Linked DNA regions of Homo sapiens: region 1 is linked to region 2. Evidence: read pairs that join two places in POLR2A ChIA-PET (ENCODE). Cell type or tissue: Caco-2. All regions are shown on one strand. Region 1 overlaps MCU (mitochondrial calcium uniporter). Region 2 has its middle 4.6 kb from the start of MICU1.

Region 1 (2,500 bases), 110 kb before region 2:
ATGTCCTATTGCTCCGAGGCTACACACCTGTACAACATGTTCCTGTAACAAATAGTATAGGCAACTGTAAAACAATGGTAAATATTGGCATATCTAAACATAGAAAAGGTACAGTATACGATACTATAATCTTATGGGACCATCCATATATGCAGGTTATGGTTGACTGCAATGTCGTTTTTGTTTTTTTTTTTTTTTTTTTTTTTGAGACGGAGTCTTGCTCTGTCGCCCAGGCTGGAGGGCAGTGATCTCGGCTCACTACAAGCTCCGCCTCCCGGGTTCACGCCATTCTCCTGCCTCAGCCTCCCCAGTAGCTGGGACTACAGGCGCCCGCCACCATGCCCGACTAATTTTTGGTATTTTTAGTAGAGACAGGGTTTCACCGTCTTAGCCAGGATGGTCTCGATCTCCTGATGTCGTGATCCACCCGCCTCGGCCTCCCAAAGTGCTGGGATTACCGGCGTGAGCCACCAGGCCCAGTCTCCAATGTCGTTTTGCAGTGCATGACTATACACAGAAAAGGATAAGAAGACTAATCAGACAGAAGTTTTAGATACACATAACCTACAAGCCATCATCAACTTGGCAGCATAACACAGGAAATGTCAACACTGGTGGCCACTGACCACAGGGAACATGGACACTCTTCTCACTGTTAAGATGCCTCTCACTTTACCTGGCATGGAAATATCTTCTACTGTCAAAAGAAGACTGTCTCTCTATGTTTATCCTTTTCAGTAAATGCCAGTAAACTGGACATATTTTTGACATAATTTGCTTATGCTTATTGAAATCTGTATTTAGTTATGGTCAAGAAAATGCTACTCTCGCCAGGCACGGTGGCTCACGCCTTTAATCCCAGCACTTTGGAAGGCCAAGGCGGGCGGATCACCTGAGGTCAGGAGTTTGAGACCGGCCTGGCCAACATGGTGAAACCCCACCTCTATTAAAAATACAAAAAATTAGCCGGGTGTGGTGGTGGGCGCCTGTAATCCTAGCTACTTGGGAGGCTGAGGCAGGGGAATCACTTGAACCCAGGAGGCAGAGGCTGAAGTAGGCCGAGATCGTGCCACTGCACTCCAGGCTGGGGGACAGAGTGAGACTCCGTCACACAAAAAAAAAAAAAAAAAGAAAAAGAAAACGCTATTCTCTCAAGAACTCAATTATAAACTCATTAACTATTGTATCTGAGAAAAAAAGATTGTTAATTGTGTTTACAATTAAATATATAAATAAATGCATGACTAAGTAAATATTAATATATTGTTGATAACTATTAAAATACAATGGAAAAGCCTATATTACGTTAAACACAGTTAGAATCCTTTTATGTATCCAAGAAGTCTTTGCCTATGAGATTGTAAACTTTTTCTCTCAGAACCATGCTCTCATCTCCCCTCTGTCACAATTGGATTAAATGGATCTTTCCTGAGAGCTCACTGAGACACAGCCACACTTAACAGCAGCACACTGGCTGCCCCAGCAAAGGAGCAAATGACTCATAGCACCTGCTGGTTTGAACTCAACCCTTGTACTACATTAGCTCTTACGACCTCACTGGAATCCAAATCAGAAATCAGGAAAACAAACATGCAAAATATAAATAGGAATACAAGTGAGAAGTCAGAAAGAAATATAGAAATAAAAATCACAATTCTGAAGCTTCATTGTTCAAGACATTCCAACAAAACTGATAAATAAGTTTGATTTTGGAAAACCATTTCTAATAGTATATTCTAGTCATTTCACTATTAACAAATTATGGAGCTTCCCATCCTGAGATAATGGAAGAGTCAGGTTCACACCAGAAGTGAGAAAATCATGAAGATAACACCCTTTTTTTTTTTTTTTGAGACAGAGTCTCACTCTGTTGTCAGGCTGGAGTGCAGTGGTGTGATCTTGGCTCACTGCAATCTCTGCCTCCCGGGTTCAAGCAATTCCCCTGCCTCAGCCTCCTGAGTAGCTGGGACTACAGGTGCACACCACCATGCCCGGCTAATTTTTTATATTTTAGCAGAGACGAGGTTTCATCATGTTGGCCAGATGGTCTCCATCTCCTGACCTTGTGATCCGCCCACCGCAGCCTCCCAAAGTGCTGGGATTACAGGCGTGAGCCACCGTGCCCGGTGATGGCACTCTTTTTACAGTTGGCCACAGAACAGTAGGCAAGACAGCTACTAACCAACACACATCGAGGAGAAAAGACAATGATTGATGGGATCATAAGAGAAGAGAATAAAAATCTTAATTTTCAGCTGGGCACGGTGGCTCACACCTGTAATCCCTGCACTTTGGGAGGCTGAGGCAGGCAGATCACTTGAGGTCAGGAGTTCAAGACCAGCTGGCAAACAGGGTGAAACCCTGTCTCTACCAAAAATACAAAAATTAGCCAGGCATGGTGGTGTGCACCTGTAATCCCAGCTACTCGGGAGGCTAAGGCAAGACAATCACTGGAACTCAGGAGGCGGAGGTTGCAGTGAGCTGAGATCGCACCACTGAA
Region 2 (2,500 bases):
AAACGATTCTCCTGCCTCAGCCTCCCGAGTAGCTGGGACTACAGGCACGCACCACCACACTCAGCTAACTTTTGTATTTTTTTAGTACAGACACGGTTTCACCATGTTGGCCAGGATGGTCTCAATCTCTTAACCTTGTGATATGCCCGCCTCGGCCTCCCAAAGTGCTGGGATTACAGGCGTGAGCCATCCCGCCCAGCCACTTATTACTGTTCTTATGCTGGTACTCCAATTATCCCAGATTTGGCCAGTGATGGGCCTTCAAGCTGGCTCCCTTTGACATGTCCTCATTTTATTTTCTGATTGCTTCCTTACTTTTGGACACAACAAGATGTTCCAGGTCATCTTGTACATTCCTGCTGTAGACTTGAAACCAGCCCTGTTTTCAAGAAGACTTAGTTCCTTTTTGTGGAGAAAGGTAGTTCAGAAATCAAGATCTGGGCAGAGATTCTTTAATTTTGAAGTTAGTTTCAATCATAAAATCAAGGAGAATATGTCAATTTTTATAAATCATCATATTTATGCCATCCTCCCACCTCCTAGTGGTAAAAAGCCAGGAAACATTTAAGCTTTTTTAAAATTTTTTTCATATTTATTTGAACATAATTAATTCTGGCTATAAGTATTAGAGAAGAATACTCACTGCAAGAACAACTATGGGTCATAAGTCTCTAGATAGCTACTCAAGTACAATATAACTTCAAAAAGGTTGGGTGTGGTGGCTCACACCTGTAATCTCAGCACTTTGGGAGGCCAAGGTGGGTGGATCTCTTGAGCCAAGGAGTTCGAGACCAGCCCGGGCAACATAGTGATATGTTGTCTCTACAAAAATTACAAAAAATTAGCCAGGGCTGGTGGTTTGCACCTGTAGTCTCAGCTACTCAGGAGGCTGAGGCGGGAGGATCACTTGAGCCTGGGAGGTTGAGGCTGCAGTGAGCTGAGATGGTGCACTGCATTCCAGCCTGGGCGACAGAGTAAGACTCTAAGACTCTCTGTCTCTTTGTTTCTCTGTCTCTGTCTCTGATATATATATTCAAAAGGAGTTTGTGATGGACGACTGCATAGGTTTTGAGATACCATAATCTATGGAACCCTGAAGATAAGTGTAATAAAACAAAGACCATCTCATTGAATTCATTTTAAAGAAACTGAATGAAAGCTTTAGAAAATAAACTTTTTGTAGTCTGATACTTGTTGCAAAAGATGTTTTTGTTTTTTACAGTGGTGTGATATGTTGGAGACTGCTGTGGTAACACATATTATTTTAATGTGATAAGAATAGATGAACTATAAAATGTATGACATAAGGACACCAATTTCTATTTTTAGTGAATGACATTAAATACTGTCCCTTGATAACACAGATCTTTCAACACAACACACTTTTGAAATACTGAAGATGAAATAAATAAACATTATATTTTGCATATGATAGTATGATAGTCCTGGGGGCAAAGATCAAATCTATTTGTCAAGTATACAGGACTTAGTATTCATTCCCAATCCTATCATTGCAGGGGAATCACCTGGGACTTTTAAAATCCAGATTCCAGAGCATCACCCTGGTTCACTGAAGCAGTGTGTCTCATGATCCAAGAATCTGTATTTTAAAAATCTCCTCAGATAATTCCCAGGCATTTGATCACCAGACTGGTTTGGGAACTACTGAACTTGTTAAAAAATACATTTTTACGGTGGTGCAAGTCTCATTATAGATACAAGTTGCCCAAGGGCAGGAATCGAGCTTATAAATTTTTACAAGCCCAGCACTAGTTGTGAGCATTACATATATTAATATGTAGGTATTCAATATATGTCTGTGAAAGAATTTTGACTTCAAATTTTATTGGTCACCAGAGGAGTCTTATTATTAGTTTGTACAGGAGATATAAACCTTGATTAGTGATATCATACATTTATATGACTCGGAACACATTGCATAGCATCCTGAAAAACAATACTGAATTGATGGACAGATTTCTAATGTAGAATATAGCTGTGTTTGGTTATGACCTTGAATTCTGCTAACTTACTCTATACTCTTGGAAATGAAGAAGGAGCTAGATGCGGTGGCTCACGCCTGTAATCCAAGCATTATGGGAGGCTGAGGCGGGTGGATCACGAGGTCAGGAGTTCGAGACCAGCCTGGCCAAAATGGTGAAACCCCATCTCTACTAAAAACACAAAAATTAGCCAGGCATGGTGGCGCATGCCTGTAATCCCAGCTACTCAGGAGGCTGAGGCAGGAGAATCACTTGAACCTGGGAGGTGGAGGTTGCAGTGAGCCAAGATTGTGCCACTGCACTCTAGCCTGGGTGACACAGCAAGACTCCGTCTCAAAAAAAGAAAAAAAAAAAGAAATGAAGAAAGAATACTCACATCTCATATTTATTTGTATAAGATTGGCCTAGTCTGTAAATTGTCTCTGTCTTGTTCTCCTTTCCATTAAATGTTCTACTTGATGCCAAAATGACTAGACAAAATATACAATAGCATTTAA

What was found. ChIA-PET counts read pairs that join two places held together with the same protein. Peaks named below come from ENCODE experiments on the same cell type or tissue, not always from the same donor. Only the 100,000 strongest peaks of a DNase experiment are listed, where the experiment ranks them.
Region 1: POLR2A ChIA-PET joins it to region 2 with 12 read pairs; 6 of 35 experiments call an interaction of 5 or more read pairs at or near these places.

Annotation. Positions count from the first base shown.
Region 1 is chr10:72,739,729-72,742,228 of GRCh38, reverse strand. All of the region lies in intron 1 of MCU (mitochondrial calcium uniporter), which reads right to left. Among named protein-coding and RNA genes, the nearest start is that of MIR4676, 20 kb to the right of the region's middle. In Caco-2, no CTCF peak of the experiment used is centred here; a DNase peak (open chromatin) is centred at 1,468.
Region 2 is chr10:72,629,467-72,631,966 of GRCh38, reverse strand. No RefSeq gene overlaps it. Among named protein-coding and RNA genes, the nearest start is that of MICU1, 4.6 kb to the right of the region's middle. In Caco-2, no CTCF peak of the experiment used is centred here; no DNase peak of the experiment used is centred here.